Linked DNA regions of Homo sapiens: region 2 is linked to region 1. A link is a contact called in ENCODE Hi-C or POLR2A ChIA-PET data. All regions are on one chromosome and are shown on one strand. Each heading gives the region's core, a stretch centred on a gene start or an enhancer-like site at or near the end of the contact. The rest is flanking DNA. Distances are from core to core; before and after follow the strand shown. Region 1 holds the start of LINC01252 (long intergenic non-protein coding RNA 1252). Region 2 has its middle 26 kb from the start of ETV6.

Evidence for each region. A loop is a pair of places that touch in the nucleus more often than their neighbours do. ChIA-PET counts read pairs that join two places held with the same protein, here RNA polymerase II (POLR2A). Pooled maps may share reads with other maps.
Region 2: a loop to region 1 is called in a map of ascending aorta, with 2.7 times the contacts of the local background. The contact joins the enhancer-like site here to the promoter of LINC01252 in region 1. A Hi-C loop is called at or near these places in 1 of 168 maps with a recorded cell type or tissue (ascending aorta), 16 of 37 single-sample maps with no recorded cell type and 15 of 50 pooled maps. POLR2A ChIA-PET finds 5 or more read pairs at or near these places in 3 of 52 experiments (H1, activated CD4-positive, alpha-beta T cell and activated naive CD4-positive, alpha-beta T cell).

The regions. Positions count from the first base shown.
Region 1 is chr12:11,546,516-11,550,255 of GRCh38, reverse strand. It overlaps LINC01252 (long intergenic non-protein coding RNA 1252), which reads right to left and starts at 2,226. Exons shown (of 8, transcript NR_033890.1): 1 at 1,896-2,226; 2 at 535-666. The region is part of intron 2 of LOC124902877 (a long non-coding RNA gene); the gene reads left to right. It also overlaps the pseudogene RNU7-60P.
Region 2 is chr12:11,621,280-11,625,179 of GRCh38, reverse strand. No RefSeq gene overlaps it. Among named protein-coding and RNA genes, the nearest start is that of ETV6, 26 kb to the left of the region's middle. Within about 2 kb of position 1,604, at least 3 of the 41 ENCODE cell types and tissues checked have a DNase peak (open chromatin) inside an H3K27ac peak, as active enhancers do.

The sequences.
Region 1 (3,740 bases), core at 977-3,476:
ACTATCAGTAGAAGTGAATTTTTGTAGTTGTCTGCATATACCATGTTCCATCACTACCATTTCAGTATGATGCTCCCTTGATTTATGAACCTCTTTCCCCAGTGCACCCTTAGAAATCCTGCTCAGGTGTCACTGTATCTAAGAAGCTTTTTTTGACACTTCTTTCCAACCATTAGTTGTTAATTATCCATACTAATTGGATTTCTTATACATAGTTTTATTATTGCCTATGTCACTCTCCACTATATTTGTTTACATGTCTGTCTTCTCTACTAGGTAACCAATTCAGAGGACAGGAATTGATTTTTGCCATTATAGTTTCAGTATCTAGCACAGTTTCTGCCATGTGTTATACACTTAATAAATACTTATTGAGGCTGGGCGCGGTGGCTCACGCCTGTAATCCCAGCACTTTGGGAGGCCGAGGTGGGTGGATCATGAGGTCAGGAGTTCGAGACCAGCCTGACGAACAATGGTGAAACCCTGTCTCTACTAAGAAAAATACAAAAATTAGCTGGGCATGGTGGCACTCACCTGTAATCCCAGCTGCTCAGGAGGCTGAAGCAGGAGAATCGCTTGAACCCGGGAGGCGGAGGTGCAGTGAGCCCAGGTGGAGTGATGATCGCGCCTCATCACTCCAGCCTGGGCGACAGAGCAAGACTCTGTCTGAAACAAAACAAAACAAAACACAACAAAAACTTATTGAACTGAAACATATATGTATGTGTCTGTGTGTATTTCTTTTTCTTTTCTTTTTGCCTTGGAAGAATGTGGAGAAACATCTGAAAAAGGAGCTGTTTTAAGATACCCAGTTTGTGATCATTTATTATGGCAGCCAAAGCAAATAAATACAGCATCAAGCTTATCAGAATCCACTTGCATCATGCTTGCTAATATCCCCATTGTCAAAGCTAGTCACAAGGCTAAGCCTGCTGTCACCATGAGAGGGGACTATACAAGGGCGTGCATTCTGAGAGGTGTGGTTCATTGGAGAAATCAAAGTAACAGTGTGCAGTGAGATTTATTAGATCATTTCATGTATCATAATAAAAGACATTGAATTTCTGATGAAGGATTTCGAATGTGGTAAAATAATTCAGTGGGAACCCAACGCAGTACCTTGAAAGAGAGTTACCTTGGGTCAAGTACAATAATTGGCACTCAGACCTGACACTTCCTTTTCAATAGACTAAATTCACCATGCAGCAATTATTGGAGCTAACAAAGTGTAATCTGTATTGGAAGAGAGTTATTGAAACCAGTATTTAAAAACATTATAGCAGAACTCTTCAAATAAATTCTTATATTAACACAGAAACAAGTATGGCAGAATACTCACGGTTATTTTATTTAAAGTTGGGTTTTTCGAGTACCCTCTATTTTCATGTATTTTGGGAAATTTTAGTAATGAAAGCAAATAGTGAAACAGAATTAAATATCCATTTTATAAAATACGACAAACAAGAGGAGAGCGGCTCTGAATTCCACCCCTGTGGAATTCAGGACTGCCATAGAGCGTATTTTCAAAACTGTTGATTTTGACAAGGCTGACTAGGAGATGCCCTAGAAGCCCCAGGTATGTGTTTCAGTATGATTCTGGCAACGCTGACTTAAAGCACTAAGTAGAATCAGTAGCCTACAGTGGATACTGCCCCATAAGGAGTGACGGGGGAAACGTTGCTGATTAAATAAATGGTCTTTTGAATTGGGCTGATGGTAGATGCTATAACTGAAGTTGCAAACCACACTGGGTTCGTTTGCTAGGGCTGCTGTAATAAATGACCACAAGCTGGGTATCTTAAAACAGCAGAAAGTTACTCTCTCACAGTTCCGGAGGCCAGAGGTCTGAGATCCGGGTGCTGGTGTGTCCGGAATCGGTGGGTTCTTGGTCTCACCGACTTCAAGAATGAAGCCGCGGACCCTCGCGTGAGTGTTACAGTTCTTAAAGGCGGCGTGTCCGGAGTTTGTTCCTTCTGATGTTCAGATGTGTTTGGAGTTTCTTCCTTCTGGTGGGTTCGTGGTCTCGCTGGCTTCAGGAGTGAAGCTGCAGACCTTCGCGGTGAGTGTTACAGCTCATAAAGGCAGTGTGAACCCAAAGAGTGAGCAGTAGCAAGAGTTATTGCAAAGAGCGAAAGGACAAAGCCTCCACAGTGTGGAAGGGGACCCGAGCGCGTTGCCACTGCTGGCTCGGGCAGCCTGCTTATATTCTCTTATCTGGCCCAACCCACATCCTGCTGATTGGTAGAGCCAATGGTCTGTTTTGACAGGGCGCTGATTGGTGCGTTTACAATCCCTGAGCTAGACACAAAGGTTCTCCACGTCCCCACCAAACTAGCTAGATACCGAGTGTCCACACAAAGGTTCTCCAAGTCCCCACCAGAGTAGCAAGATACAGAGTGTCCATTGGTGCATTCACAAACCCTGAGCTAGACACAGGGTGCTGATTGGTGTGTTTACAAACCTTGAGCTAGATACAGAGTGCCCATTGGTGTATTTACAATCCCTGAGCTACACATAAAGGTTCTCCACGTCCCCACCAGACTCAGGAGCCCAGCTGGCTTCACCCAGTGGATCCCCCACCGGGGCTGCAGGTGGAGCTGCCTGCCAGTGCGGTGCCGTGTGCCTGCACTCCTCAGCCCTTGGGTGGTCGATGGGACTGGGCTCCGCGGAGCAGGGGGTGGCGCTTGTCGGGGAGACTCCGGCTGCACAGGAGCCCACGGAGGTGGGGGAGGCTCAGGCATGGCGGGCTGCAGGTCCCGAGCCCTGCCCCGCGGGAAGGCAGCTAAAGCCTGGCGAGAAATTGAGCACAGCAGCTGCTGGCCCAGGTGATAAGCCCTTCACTGCTCGGGCTGGTGGGGCCGGCCTGCCGCTCCGAGTGCTGGGTCCGCCGAGCCCACGCCCACCCGGAACTCGCGCTGGCCCGGAAGCACCGCGCGCAGCCCCTGTTCCCGCCCGCGCCTCTCCCTCCACACCTCCCTGCAAGCTGAGGGAGCCGGCTCCGGCCTTGGCCAGCCCAGCAAGGGGCTCCCACAGTGCAGCGGTGGGCTAAAGGGCTCCTCAAGTGCCGCCAAAGTGGGAGCCCAGGCAGAGGAGGCGCCGAGAGCGAGCAGGGCTGTGAGGACTGCCAGCACGCTGTCACCTCTCACTGGCAGGGTTAGGTTTTTCTGGGGGCTGTGAGAGAGAAACCAGTCTGTGCGTCTCTTTGGCATTCCTGGGCATCCCTCCAGGCTCCGCCTGTGCTGTCACACTGAGTTCCCCCTGTGTGTCTGCTTTCTCCTCTTATAAGTGATATAGGAGTTAAGAAGAAATTATTTAGGCAGATAGTGAGGGTAAGGAAGTCCTCAGTAAGGTTTTCCTTTTAATGAAAAGCAGCCCTCAAATCGTTTTCTTTTCTTACAATGAGCAGCCTGTAAAATCAAGCTGCAGACATAGACAAGCAAGCTAGAAGCTTGCACGGGTGAATGCCAGCAGCTGTGCCAATAGGAAAAGGCCACCTGGGACTAGGCATGTCCAACTTCGTATACTTGGTCATCATTTCCTACATTCTCACACAGAAGAGAGCACTCAAAAAATAGTTTTGAGAATCATTTGCTAATGATTTAATACTATTATAAGGGAATAAAAGACTTTTCTTTTAAATGAGTGCTTAAAGGCGATTGGAAGCCCTGCTAAAGTTCAGGGGTGAATGCCTTATTATTTTTTTATATTTGGGGGCAAGGGCTTTCCAGTGAAGACTGGAA
Region 2 (3,900 bases), core at 355-2,854, 76 kb before region 1:
CCATTTACTGAAGATGGTGTCCTTTTCCCAATGTGTTTAGTGTCTTTGTAAAAACCAGTTGGCTATAAATACGTGGATTTACTTCTTGGCTCTCTCTATTCTGTTCCAGTGGTCTATGTGTCTGTTTTTATATCAATTCCATGCTGTTTTGGCTACTGTAGTTTTGTAGTGTATTTTAAAGTTAGGTAGTGTAATGCCTCCAGCTTTGTGCTTTTTGCTTAAGTCCTGACTGCTTTGGCTATTCAGGGTCTTTTGTGGTTCCATATGATTTTTAGGATTTAAAAAAAATATCTGTGAAGAATGTCATTGATATTTTGGTAGGAATTGCATTAAATCTGTAGGTTGCTTTGGATAGTATGTTCATTTTAGCAATATTAATTCTTTCAATCCATGAGTGTGGGATGTCTTTTCATTTGTTTGTTTCCTCTTCAGTTTCTTTCATTAGTGTTTTATAGTTTTCCCTGTAGAGGTCTTTCACCTCCTTGATTAAATCTATTCCTAGATATTTTATTATTTTTGTAGCTACTGTAAATGTGATTATTTTCTTGATTTTCTTTTCAGCTACTTTGTTATTGGTGTATAGAACACTACTGATTTTTGTATGTTGATTTTGTATCCTGCAACCTTACTGAATTTATCAGTTCTTAGAGGTTTTTTTTTTTTAAATTGGAGTCTTTAGGTATATATATACATATATATATGTATATATATGTATATATATGTATATATATATGTATATATATGTATATATATATGTATATATATACATATATATATACATATATATAAAATCATGTCATCTGCAAAGAGAGACAACTTGACTTCCTCTTTTCCAATGTGGATGCCTTTTTTTTTTTTCTTTCTCTTGCTTGATTGCTATGGCTAGGACTGCATTTTGGCTTCTAGGGGAGACAAATAACTTTTTCTCCTTCTACCCAATAGATTCTATGGCTGAGGCCCTGGAAATTAAACTAACAAAACATAGATTAACAAGAGGAAAAAAACAGATTAATTATGTGCATACATACACGTGGGAGTATCACAAAGAAAAGACTCAAGGAGACCCAGATGATTGAAGCTTATATAGCATCTCAGACTAAACAAAGGGAAAGGGGTTTGGGGCTTCTGAGTAGAGAAGACAAGTCCTGAGAAAGTAAGGCAGGAAATGTATACGTGTATGTAAATAAGGGTTATGCAGGTAAGAGTGTCTCAGGTGATGGGTTATCCCCAGGCCTAGCTCTCTTTCTGGTACAGAGGAATCTTCACCAAGAGAAATTTACTTTATAAATATAAATTTCCTTTACAAAAGGGGAAATTTATATTCTGCTTTTAGGCAGTTAGGGGACAGAAAGAGCCTTTCCTGTGTCTGTTGGTTCTCAGTTGCTTTTAGCTCAAAATAATCCATATATTGGGTGGCATATTCTGGAACCCTTTATCCCACCCTTTGAAACTTTCTTTTTCTCAGGACGTTTCATACATCAAAAGCCAAGTTTGTAGCTGTTGAGAGAGATTCGGATTAGGTGTTGCAAGATAAGAGATCTGCAAAGGGAAGGAAAACAGATTGGAACGAGAGTGAGTAAGCAGAAAAGGACAAATTTAAACACATTGCCCCATCTCACTGAACCAGTCTCTCAGTCCTGGGAATAGCTTACATTCCTACCAACAGTGTATAAGAGTTCAGTTTACTCAGAAAGTTGTATCTCAAGAGATTGTGTTGCCAGAGGGAATAGGGTGCCCACCGGTTAGGTCTCTATATGGTGCTGTAAGACATTTAATGAGGACCTTTCTATGGAAACAAAAGAAAACCAAGGTTAATAGATAGAACTGTTTATAAACCCAGTTTCTGAGGCCAGAGGGCAATCAGTTGAGAAGATTTCTGAATGTTGGGCTCAACGCATCTCTAGGTGATAGAAGGAGGACGGGCCGTGGCAGTCTGAAGTGTTTCTGGGTTTGTGGTTTGAATGTCTCTGGGAATGGCATATACAATGTGACAGTTATGGTTATTTCTCAGAGCAGAGCACGGAAGGGCCCAGTTTCAGCTTGCAGGGCTTTTTCTGGGTAGTGTCAATACGGATCTAGGCAGTCAGGTTTTAGTTCTCAGTGGTGCCAAATCAGGTGAGATTAAAATCAGAAATGTTAATTACTGACAAAATGCAAAACACAGCAGGAGTCAGTTTACAGAGAGGTTAAAAAAGCTGAAAGGCAGTGAACACGGCTAGAATTTGACAATCCACAAGGGTGTGCTATAGTTTTCAATTGAAACAGCATAGTTCTCTCTACAATCACCCCTATTTCTATGAAAGATAATCAAAGTAACACTATTTTTGTTGCAAAATAAGTCAATCTCATTGACCTTGGCCTGATTATTACATAAAAATAGCAAGAATAATGATTGACAATGTAAGCTCTTTTTGAGTCTGCTTTGTTGCAACTTTTAATAAGGAATTTCAGGTTAGACTGTTAAAGCCTATCAAAGCTGGAAACCAATCCATCAGCCTTCACCAGCAATACCTACAGATTTGGGTGAATTCCTTTTTTCTTGAGGTCCCCAAAATATTTTCAGCTTCCTGGGCCTACCAAGAAGTGACCTTTTTTACTCACCTGTTAGGTTGGGAACCCTGTTAATCAGGTACCAGGCCAATATTTCAAGGGGCTTTTTAAGCACTGGCTTCATAAAGTCAGCATTAGTTTTGTTACCAGAAAGGGGTCCTGATCTAGACCCCCAGAATGGGTTCATAGATCTCAAGCAAGAAAGAATTTGGGGCGAGTTCATAGATTACAGTGAAAGTAAGTTTATTAAGAAAGTAAAGGAATGAAAGAATGGCTACTCCATAGACAGATCAGCGCCAGCACTGCTGGTTATTTCTTGATGATATGCTCAACAAGGGATGGGTTATTCATGCCTCCCCTTTACAGACCATACAGTGTAACTTCCTGACGTTGCCATGGCATCTGTAAACTGTCATGGTGCTGGTGGGAGTGTAGCAGTGAGGACACCCAGAGGCCACTCTCATCACCATCTTGGTTTTGGTGAGTTTTGGCCGGCTTCTTTACTGCAACTTGTTTTTATCAGGAAGGTCTTTATGACCTGTGTCTTGTGCCGACCTCCTATCTCATTCTGTGACTTAGAATGCCTAACCATCTGAGAATGCAGCCCAGTAGGTCTCAGCCTCATTTTACTCAGCCCCTATTCAAGATGGAGTTGCTCTTGTTCAAGTGCTTCTGACAGTTCCTTAAAACTGTCTGATGTTATCTGATTTTATGTGCATCATCCTAAAATATGATATTCCAGTGAAAGCCTTGCTAATATAAGTAATATTTCAAATTGCATTCTGTTATAAGGACAAGAGATTCTTACTGAACATATGTAAATACATCACCATGAAAATAAGAATATTCAATAAAGATTTCCGAATTCTGGAAGGATCGGGTGGGGAGAAAAAGTGAATGTTTCTGGCGGGGCATGGTGGCTCACATCTGTAATCCCAGCACTTTGGGAGGCTGAAACTGGAGGATCACTTCACTGGAGGATCACTTCAGCCTGGGCAACACAGTGAAACTCTCATCTCTTAAAAAAAAAAAAAATAGCTGGGCATGGTGATGCACATTTATAGTCCCAGCTACTTGGGAAGCTGAGGTTGGGGGATTGCTTGAGCCCAGGAGTTCAAGGAAGCAGTGAGCTGTGATCGCACCACTGCACTCCAGCCCAGATGATAGAGTGAGACCCTGTCTCAAAAAAAGTAAATGTTTTATCTTTTCATCTTTGTTCACAAAGGTATACTTTACCAAGTTACTGTAAGTTATAGATAGCTTAAGAAAACAGAGAAAAAGGGTTTCTTAAATATGGAAAAACATTAAGGAACCAGTAATGTTTCAAACAAAAGGGCCATACACATTAGA